Regions from separate parts of the Homo sapiens genome. Here region 2 is linked to region 1. A link is an interaction called in ENCODE POLR2A ChIA-PET data of the cell type or tissue named here. Cell type or tissue: MCF 10A. All regions are shown on one strand. Each heading gives the region's core, and the rest is flanking DNA. Links, peaks and the distances in the headings are about the cores only.

What was found. Peaks named below come from ENCODE experiments on the same cell type or tissue, not always from the same donor. Only the 100,000 strongest peaks of a DNase experiment are listed, where the experiment ranks them.
Region 2: POLR2A ChIA-PET joins it to region 1 with 6 read pairs; 2 of 35 experiments call an interaction of 5 or more read pairs at or near these places.

Annotation. Positions count from the first base shown.
Region 1 is chr6:107,302,175-107,307,794 of GRCh38, forward strand. All of the region lies in intron 2 of PDSS2 (decaprenyl diphosphate synthase subunit 2), which reads right to left. Among named protein-coding and RNA genes, the nearest start is that of PDSS2, 150 kb to the right of the region's middle. In MCF 10A, for the core only: no CTCF peak of the experiment used is centred there; a DNase peak (open chromatin) is centred at 2,677.
Region 2 is chr6:107,154,204-107,159,823 of GRCh38, forward strand. It overlaps PDSS2 (decaprenyl diphosphate synthase subunit 2), which reads right to left. Exons shown (of 8, transcript NM_020381.4): 8 at 1-574. The coding sequence ends at 416. Among named protein-coding and RNA genes, the nearest start is that of BEND3, 41 kb to the left of the region's middle. In MCF 10A, for the core only: no CTCF peak of the experiment used is centred there; no DNase peak of the experiment used is centred there.

The DNA of each region.
Region 1 (5,620 bases), core at 361-5,360:
GTCTGAAAATAATTTATCATGCACGGTAGTAAGAGTATTTTGTAGGATCCGATTGTTTAAAAAGATATTTGGAAATGCCATCTCATTTTAAACTTTCCCTCTTTTTTTTTTTTTGAGACAGAGTCTTACACTGTTACCCAGGCTGGAGTGGTACAGTAGTGTGATCATAGCCTACTGCAGCCTCAAATTCCTGGGCTCAAAGGATCCTCCCACCTCAGCCTCCTGAATAGCTGGGACCACGGGTGCATGCCATCATGCCTGGCTAATTTTTTTTATAGAGATGAGGTCTCACTATGTTGCCGAGGCTGGTTTCAAACTCCTGGTGTCAAACCATCCTCCTGCCTCGGCCTTTCTAAACGCTGAGATTACAGGCATAAGCCACAGTGCCTGAATTAAATCTTTCCTCTATTTAACATTCAGATTGTATGTCTTTCCCTCTCTTGGATAATATTTCCTATAAAGACTTAGGGAGTCTTTAAAAAACATCACAATTATTTAATGGCCTACTTTAAAAAATATCATATAAGTCATATGAGAGTATGCTCTTCCTGTAAAAAAATTAAAATAATATAAAAGTATATCAATATGATAGCCGTCAACTGCATGTAGCTACTAAGCCCTTAAAACATTGTAGCTGGTCTGAATTCAGATGTGCTGTAAAAACTTACTACCAAAAAAAAAAAAAGAATTTAAAATATCTCAATAATAAGTGCTTTACACTGATTACATGTTAAAATGATATTTTAGTTTAAAAATATTACAATCAATTTCATTTGTTTCCTTTTACATTTTTAGTGTGGCTACTAGCAGATTAAAATTATATTTCTGTCTAAGTCCATTTTCTGTTACTAAATTGAGTATCACAGACTGAGTAATTTATAAAGAATAGTTCATGGTTCTGGATGCTGGGAAATCCAAGGTTGAGGGGTTGGCATATGGTGAGGACCTTTGTGCTGTGTCATTCCATCGCAGAAGAGCAAGGGAGTGAGTACTAAAGAGGGAAAGCACAATGGGCTTGGCTCCCTTTACAACATCCCACTCCCTCAATAATGACAATAAAACATTCATGAGAGCTCCATGATTCAATCACCTCTCATCAGCCCATCTCCTAACACTGCTACACTGGGGACCAAGTTTCAGCATGAGTTTTGGAGGGGACAAACGTGTAATCATAGCAATTTCTTTGGACAGAGATACAGTGTCTCCTCTGGGTCCCCACTAGGTTCATCATCCTTCCACTCTACTTCCTTCCCCAGAAGTTATCTCTTTTATAGCTTAGCATATTTTCTTTCAGATTTTTGCTATATGTTTTTAACATATGTTTATAAACATATAGCAAATGCTATGCATTTACAACCATGGAACAAATGCTATGCATTTTTCCATAAAAATGTGTTCATACTATACATATGGTACTACAACTTGCTTTATTCACTTAGTTTGAAGACTTTTCTATGTCACAAAATATGGAACCACCTAATTCTTTTTAATGATGGTTATTTATTTATAGTATGGATGTACCACAATATTCTCCAGACCCCACTAAAAACTATTTAGGTCATGTCCTATTCTCTATTATTGTAAACACTGCTGCACCGAACATCTTCATACATATATCCATGTGCATATGTAGGGTATTTCTGTAGGACATATCTGTACAAGTGAAATTACAGGATCAAAGAGTATGACATTTAAAACTGTGTTAGATAACTCCTAAATGAGTTATTTTACTTTCAAAGCAAAAAGAGAAACCATTTGTTTTTTGACCATCTATAACTTCTCCATAAGTCTCTGAAATAACAAGGACATAAACTTCATGTCCAGGATTCAGAAAAGAAAAACAATTCTAACTTATGCCCTGACATCAGCCCAGACTTAGCCATTGACTATTATGGTGGGCACCTTCTTGAGGGACCCTGATAATGATTCCCTTTTTTCTTGAAATGCTTCCTCTCCCTTCCCCACTGAGATTATACAGTGGGTAGTAGCTGCCATGTCTGTTCTATGTGACCCTCAGTCTCCCCAACCCTGGTTGAGTGACCCAGAGCTGAGCAACAGGCCCAATCAAAGGCCCTTAGCTTCTTTCTCCAGGGAATCTGAAATTCAGGGTTATCTGGGAGTTGCCAGAGGCAATGCTCCAGAGCTACATTTACAAACTTCAGTTATTTACTTATCACTTTTTGTCATTTCTGCATATTCCGCATGTACTCTTATATACGTAACGCTTTTCTTTAGATTTTACCTTTAAGTCCTTTCTTAGGATTTTTATCTATGTATAGAGACACCACATAGCATAGAACTTAAAAGAGCAGATTCTAGAGCCAGGTTGCCTAGATTCACATCCCAGCTATTCCACTTAATAGCTGCGTGAGCTGGATCAATGTGCTCAGCTACTCTCAGTGCCCAGTCGTTTCATCTGTAAAATGGTGGTAACAATAGCACATGTGTCAAAGTGTCATGGGGGTTAAATTACTGTATATCTAGTCCTTAGAACAATAACTTCAATAGTAAGTGCTTACTAAATATTACCTATTACTGATTTTAAACCAACTCATCTTTCCATTTAAATAAATCTTTAGAGAAAAGTTGACATACCAACTATCTGGTAAGTATCGCTCAAAAGTGAGTCACCCACAAAGCAGCAATACCTGAACCTGTGGTGACAGGGAGTCATCCATTATACGACCACAGGCACTCCTGTGGGGAAATCCTGGGCTTGGCACAGACCACAGAGTCCTCTGGACTTCTGGATGCTCCTCTCGGTGGTGGGCAATACTTTCCTGCTCCTCCAGTCCCCTCTTTATCCCCCAGCCCTGACCAGTCATTGAAATCCCTTTCATAAACCTGTGAAAAATCACTGATTTAGACTTTCAGCAGAGCAGAAAGGTCTACTGAATAACTTAAAGTCTCATAGGTTTTAGATATTAGAACTATTATCCAGGTGCCCCAACTCCCAGACAATGCTTCTACAATCAATAAATTTTTTTCATCAGCAAATACTTTTTTTTTCATATTAACACCATACCTTCTTGAAAAGAAAATTGCTAAATATTTCAAGTAATGTCAATGTTTGGATCAAGGACAACTCTAGAGGGGTGGCAAGTGTGGCTTCTGAGTCCCGGTCCCCCTCCAGCACTTGGTCATTTTCCACTTCAGGTATCTATGGCCCTCTTGCTCTTACCATGCCTCCTCACATCAGAACCTTTCTCTGGGAAGAACCGTAAGTCATTTACGCTTTAGGGTGAGTTTAAGTTCATCTAAATGAAAAATTTTGTTATAAGAAAGCTCTGATTTTGAATCCTGGCTTCATTTTCTATCACATGTAGAATCTTACAAGTTATTTCATCCTCCAAAGCCTTGGTTTCCTCATTTCCAAATGGGATTAACAACAGTTATTTCATAGGACTGTTGTAAGGAGGAAATTCCATTCATTATGCAAGCAACAGGGATTCATGTAATGTCAAGTATCTACTGGGCAGCAGACATGGTCTATTCCTAATTACACCAATTATTTAGAGGTGTGGACAGATAACTAATGTCTTCTTTTTTTTGCTTTTCTGGACAAGTGGGCCTAATTCTCCAGCTTTATTTATTCATTCAAGAAAAGGTTAAGTACCTCTTATGTGGAAGGTACCCCAGAACATTGGGAATACAGAGTAGATTAAAAGTTGGTTCCAGAAACTTACAGTCTAGTGCGGAGGGGCCTTAACATTATATTTAGACCTTCCTAAGCTAGATCCAAATTTAAGACTCTTTTCAGAATAGAAGAATATTGAGGATACCCATCATCTAACCTGGTACCTCATTTTACAGTCGTAGAAATCAATGCCTGGAAATTCTAAGTACTTTGTTCAATGTCATACAGATAGTTACCCAAAGAGGACAAGTACCCCAAGGCCATATGGGTGACAGAAGTACAATCCTTATCTTTGAATCTTTTTTCTAATTCCTGATGCCCGCCCACAGAAACTGACTAAACAACTTAAGCATAAGTTTTCTGTTTGTAAGTGATATGGTTTGGCTGTGTCCCCACCCAAATTCATCTTGAATTCCCATGTGTTGTGGGAGGGACCTGGTGGGAAGTAACTGAATCATGGGGGCAGGTCTTTCCCGTGCTGTTCTCGTGATAGTGAATAAGTCTCATGAGATCTGATGGTTTTGAAAAATGGGAGTCTCTCTGCACAAACTCTCTCTTTGCCTGCTGCCATCAATGTAAGATGTGACTTGCTCCTCCTTGCCTTCTGCCATGATTGTGAGGCTTCCCCAGCCACGTGGAACTGTAAGTCCAATCAAACCTCTTTCCTTTGTAAATTGCCCAGACTTGGGTATGTCTTTATCAGCAGCATGAAAACGGACTAATACAGTAAATTGCTCAAAAAAATTGTTTAATGACAAAATAAAACCAGGTAGTACTGAATAATCAGATCCTTTTATGATGCTGGAATGCATATGTTCCAGAAATTATAATTTATTGGTGGTCCTTCAGATATAGTATGCAGATGTATTATTATACAAGGTTTTTAAAAAATTGAACTAATATCTGACAAGCAATTTTAAAAGTCAATTAACACTGACTATAAGGTACAAAACAAAGGTTATCAGAGATGAATTTTATAATCAAATTACTAAGTCTGCCTTTTTCTGCACAATAAACAGAAACAGTGACATCTGAAAATGCCCCTTTCACCTCAGAAAATGTGTTGTTTGCAAAAGACGTTAAGTTTGCAAATCTTTGTTTCAGGTCTCAAATAGTTATAAGCATAAGGATCTGATTTTCACAGAGACCTCTAAGACCACATTACTTTTGGTTGTACCTTCTTCTCTCCCACACTTATCTTTCTCTTTTCCTGTGTCTGCCCATGACTTCTCATTCTGGCATTCTGGATATATCCACTTTTGGAAAAGGCAGATAATATGGCTTATTGAAGTAGGCACACATTCTGTGAACATGCATTTTTAACAAATAACTAATAAAATGTACTTTAGAAGGATGTCCAAATGTGCACATGGTTCTACAACCTCATATTTTCTGAGCACCTGTGATGTGCTTGGTGATGCCTTTACACCATAAACACAATCACAATCCTTCTCAAGGACCTTAAAGCCTGGCATGGATAAAAATAATAATAATCAGAAACAGAGATATCTGAAAATGTCCCCTGTTCATCTCAGAGAATACATGAACTTTTTCACAAAGGGATAGAACTACGCATTCAAATCAGCGTACTTGATTCAAACTACTTGATTGAAACTACGCATTCAAATCAGAGTACGCATTCAAATCAGGGTACTTGAAGCTCATCTGATATACCTCCAACTCACAGATGGGGCACTTCTACTTTTTAAGCCTTTTTTTTTTTTTTAAACAGGCAGTTGAGAGGGTGGCTGTCTATATTATTGTACTTATTCTGACCAAACTGTGCAATGTCTTTATACTTTTCCAAGTAACCTGACCTTTTCCCATTTCTTGTGGGTATTATATTACCTTTCACGTCTTTATATATTTCCACATTTAATCATCTTGGCATGTTGCTACCATTATTGTCTTCCCTATTCACTGGTCTAGTTAATTCCTGTGTCCACAGTAGGGTTCTTTTTTAAAAAGGAAACCAGCTTCCTT
Region 2 (5,620 bases), core at 290-5,289, 150 kb before region 1:
GGTTGGTATTGAGAGCATTTCTCTTGACACCTGCAGCTTCCAACTTGCTTTGTCCTCTCTAGCAGGAAAAACCACAGGCCACCGCCCTGGCGCCATCCCTGGCTCGGTCCAATCAATAAGGACTTATTTCCTGTCCATTTGCTGAGGTCACAGGAGCGAATCTCATTAATTATTTCTGCGACTGCAGCCTCAAGTGTGCTTCTGGCGTGACAAGTGAAAACTGCTTGACCTTTTTTTCTTCTAATTTTGTTTGTAGCAGTTCCAAAAAGAAAGCAGAACTCATTTAGCAATGTGATAAAAGGAAGGAAAAATGCATATGTTTTAAAAGTCATTAACGCATCGTGAAAGCGCTCCCAATCAACCTCATTCCCTAGGATTTTCAGCTAACTAACAATAGTGTCTTTTTAATTTGATGTCATGAAAATCTGGTCACAGCAAACACAATGTTTTCTAAAGCAGATCTGGCCTCCGAGGGAGGAAAGCTCTCCAGGGCCTCCAGTGCCTTGTTTCCATGGTAACGACACAGGTCAATAGCTGAAGTCACACCTTTGCCAGCTTTGATTCTTTCTCGCAACTGTTAAGAAACAAATGCATGATAAAAGTCAGTTTTAAAGGTACACAGTAAGCACCACAATTAAATTGGGGAGGGGAGATGGAAAACAAAGAAAGGGAGAAATAGTATAGATTGAGTATTTCTGCTACGTTATTTTCTGGAAAAGAGGACATCATTTCCCAGTGATCTTGAGGCACTCATTCCCTAAGGCTGCTTGGTGTCTGTGCTCCAGAGCAGCACAATAGGTTCCAATCAGCTTAATTACAGCTCCTCCTGACTCCCATCCCTTAATATCTTGAAATGTGCCATGCTGGGGGATGGCAGTAAGAAGGCGGAGGGCATTTACATCTCTGGCATTTTGAATTCAGCAGCCTGATATTCTTCCCTTTTTTTTTTTTTTTTTTAAAGAGATGGAGTCTCGCTCTGTCGCCCAGGATGGAGTGCAGTGGTGCGATCTCGGCTCACTGCAACCTCCGCCTCCTGGGTTTAAGCAATTCTCCTGCCTCAGCCTCCCACATAGCTGGGACTACAGGCATGCGCCACCACACCCATCTAATTTTTGTATTTTTTAGTAGAGACAGCGTTTTGCCATGTTGGCCAGGCTGGTCTCGAACTCCTGACCTCAAGTGATCCACCTGCCTAGGCTGCCCAAAGTGCTGGGATTACAGGTGTGAGCCACCGCACCTGGCCAGCAGCCTGATATTCTTATGTGAGGAAGGCTTCACTAATATCTTAGTTAATAACTTTTTTTTTAACACCATATGTTGACACAATAGTCCATATGAAAATTCAAGAAAGACACATAGTATTAGATCTGAATGTTACTTTTTTTTTTTTTTTTTGAGACGGAGTCTCACTCTGTTGCCAGGCTGGAGTGCAGTGGCACAATCTCTGCTCACAGCAACCTTCGCCTCTCGGGTTCAAGCGATTATCCTGCCTCAGCCTCCTAAGTAGCTGGGACTACAGGTGTGCACCACCACGCCCAGGTAACTTTTGTATTTTTGGTAGAGAAGGGGTTTCGCCATGTTGGCCAGGCTGGTCTGGATCTCTTGACCTCGTGATCCCCCTGCCTTAGCCTCCCAAAAAGCTGGGATTACAGGCATGAGCCACCTTGCCCGGCCTTTTTTTTTTTTTTTTTTTTTTTTTTTTTTGAGACAAAGTTTCGCTCTGTCATCCAGGCTGGAGTGCAGTGGCATGATCTTGTCTCATTGCAACCTCCGCCTCCCGGATTCAAGCAATTCTTCTGCCTCAGCCACCTGAGTAGCTGGGATTACAGGCGCCTGCCACCACACCTGGCTAATTTTGGTATTTTTGGTAGAGATGGGGTTTTGCCATGTTGGCCAGGCTGGTCTCCGTCTCCAGACCTCAGGCAATCCGCCTGCCTCAGCCTTCCAAAATGCTAGGATTACAGGCGTAAGCCACTGTGCCCGGCCTGAATGCTTTTTTTTTTTTTTTTTTCCTGAGATGGAGTCTCGCTCTGTCACCCAGGCTGGGATGCAGCTATCTCAGCTCACTGCAAGCTCTGCCTTCCAGGTTCACACCATTCTCCTGCCTCAGCCTCCCGAGTAGCTGGGACTACAGGTACCCACCACCATGCCCGGCTAATTTTTTGTATTTTTAGTACAGACAGGGTTTCACCGTGTTAGCCAGGATGGTCTCCATCTCCTGACCTTGTGATCCGCCCACCTCGGCCTCCCAAAGTGCTGGGATTACAGGCGTGAGCCACCATGCCTGGCCAGTCTGGCTAATTCTCTAAGTCAGAAACCCAGACGTCTTCATTCCCCACATCCGGTTAGGCACAGGGGCAGTCTCAGGGTTGCTCATTCACAGCTGAACTTTCTGGCTCCCAGAGATTGGGTGTAGCCAGGTGACAAGTTCTGGTCTATGAGTTGTGAATGAGGGATGTCACTTTGTGGCTGCAGCATTTAACTGTCCTGTGAGTCCTTAGAGAGCTTTCCCTCTTGCACAGCTACCAGCCCACACTGGAGATGCTCCTTGGCCTGGATCCCTGAGTGACTGTAATGAGCACCACAGTGCCTCGCCCACCTGTGGCAGCCGAGGTTGTGAAATTATCTGTAGCCATTTTGACTGATAACAATGAATCCCAGTCTTTCTATCTCTTCAGAGCTCTCAAGTTTATCCTCTACTCCTCATTCCCATTGCCACTACATTAGTTCAGGCCATCATCATCTCTCACCTCAGTTAGTTTTTGCAATCACTTCCTAAAGAGTCTTCCCACCACCAGGTCTGCACCCCTGGACTCCATCTACTATGCTGCCAAGGAGATCTTAATAAAATGCAAAGACAATCTTGCTTAAACCCTTCCAATAGCCTTAAGAGAAAAGTCTAAGCTCTTTCATGAGGCATTTAAGTCCCTTGCCAAGCTAGCTCTTGCTTGGCCTCACTTTTCCCCCCTTTTCCTCCTTTATTTATTTATGTATTTTTTGAGACAGAGTCTTGCTCTGTCACCCAGGCTGGAGCGCAGTGGTGTGATCTTGGCTCACTGCAACTTCCAGTTCCCCGGCTCAAGTGATCTTTCCACCTCAGCCACCCGGGTAGCTGGGAAGACAGGCATGCACCACTATCCTTGTTTAATTTTAAAAACTTTTTGTAGAGATGAAGTCTCACTATATTGCCCAAGCTAATCTCAAACTCCTGGGCTCAAGAGATCCTCCTGCCTCAGCCTCCCAAACCTTCTCCCCTTTAATTATAGGGGAACCAACTGCAGTTCTCAGAGGTAACCTGATCTACCATCTCCCCCTGGGGCTGTCTCCCCCACCCCAACAAGCTCCCCAAATTCCACCTGGGTGGAATGCACTGAGCTAGGAAGATGGCCCTAAGGAGCTAGTTGCTCCTCTTCCTCTGGGTACCTGGAGTACTCCCTGTGCACATCTGGAGTAGTGTATTGTTTTAGCGTTTTTGTTTTTTTTTTTAGACAGAGTCTCCCTCTATCACCCAGGCTGGAGTGCAATGGCGCGATCTTGGCTCACTGCAACCTCTGCCTCCCAGGTTCAGGCGATTCTCCTGCCTCAGCCTCCCAAGTAGCTGGGATTACAGGCACCCGCCACCACGCCTGGCTAATTTTTTTGTATTTTTAGTAGAGACGGGGTTTCACCATGTTGTTCAGGCTGGTCTCGAACTCCTGACCTCGTGATCTGCCTGCCTCGGCCTCCCAAAGTGCTGGGATTACAGGCATGAGCCACTGCGCCCGACTTAGTGTTGTATTTTAATTCTCCATTCACTTATCTATGACTTCATGAGACTTCAAGGTCCTTACTGTATAATGCATGAAACATGAATGAATAAAATAAATAAGCTGATTTATTCCTCTAATTATACAGTCAAGAGAACAGAGGTCCAGAGAAACTCAGTGACTCAAGATCACAGATGGAGGCAGGCAGAGTAGAGATCAGAAGCCAGGTTTTCTTTCTTTTTTTTTTTTTTTTCGAGACAGAGTCTTACTCTGTTGCCCAGGCTGGAGTGCAGTGGCGCGATTGTGGCTCACTGCAACCTCCACCTCTCGGGTTCAAGCATTTCTCTGCGTCAGCCTCCCGAGTAGCTGGGATTACAGGCGCCTACCACTACACCTGGCTAATTTTTTTATTTTTAGTGGAGACGGGGTTTCTCCATCTTGGCCAGGCTGGTCTCGAACTCCTGACCTCAGGTGATCTGCCCACCTCAGCCTCCCAAAGTGCTGGGGTTACAGGCGTGAGCCACTGTGCTCCGCCAGAGGCCAGGTTTTCTAATGCCTTGTCCAGTGGCACTTAATACTAAACTCCATCAGATTCTCAGCACTTCACAGATATTTCCACACTGCATATAGCCTTTGGGAACTGTTCTAGCCTAGGTTTCCTTGGTCTCTTGCCAATCATTGAATGCACAAAGGCACTAAAATGGTGCTGGGTATCAGAAGCAGCCAGATTCAAACTCCTATCCTAGCTTTATAATCTTATGGAAACCATTTAACTGTTTTCTTTTTTTTTTCCTTTGAGATGGAGATTCACTCTTGTCGCCTAGATTGGAGTGCAATGGTGCAACCTCGACTCACTGAAACCTCCACCTCCCAGGTTCAAGCAATTCTCCTGTCTCAGCCTCCCAAGTAGCTGGGATTACAGGTGCCCACCGCCACACCCAGTCAATTTTTATATTTTTAGTAGAGACAGGGTTTCACCACATTGGTCAGGCTGGTCTTGAACTCCTGACCTCAGGTGATCTGCCCACCTTAGCCTCCCAAAGTGCTGAGATTACAGGCGTGAGCCACTGCGCCCGGCCTTAACTGTTCTCAGTTCTAAGTGGGGATAATATAAGTCCCTTGTCGGACTGCTGGGGGGACTACATAACACTGCACAGAGTGCCTGATAGTGCCTAAATCACAATAGATGCTCGGATGACTTAGTTTCCCTTCATTAAGCCCATAGCCATTACCAAGAAAGCCATCCCACCCACCAAGATCAAGTCTATTTTGACGTGATATACAATAACCTCAAAGCTAACTGGACTTGGATCAGAGCAGTCTTAAGGGAAGGAAGGAAGGAAGGAGGGAGGGAGGGAGGCGGAAGGGAGGGAGGGAAGGAGGAAGGAAGGAAGGAAGAAGGGAAAGAAGGGAGGGAGGGAGGGAGGAAGGGAGAGAAAGCAAGCAAGCTACCCTATTTTCTTTCTTTTCTTTTTTTTTTTTTTTGAGATGGAGTCTTGCTCTGTTGCCCAGGCTGGAATGCAGTGGCGCGATCTTGGCTCACTGCTACCTCCGCCTCCCGGGTTCAAGCGATTTTCCTGCCTCAGCCTCCCGAGTAGCTGGGACTACAGGCACGTGCCACCATGCCCGGCTAATTTTTTGTATTTTTTTAGTAGAGGTGGGGTTTCACCGTGTTAGCCAGGATGGTCTTGATCTCCTGACCTTGCGATCCACCCACCTCGGCCTCCCAAAGTGCTGGGATTACAGGCGTGAGCCACTGCGCTGGGCCAAGCTCCCCTATTTTCATTATCTCTTCTCCAAATTGATATTAGGCAGACCAACATTCTCCTCCTATTCTAGACTTCTAGGTTAGCACCTTTAGGTATGTAAATGTC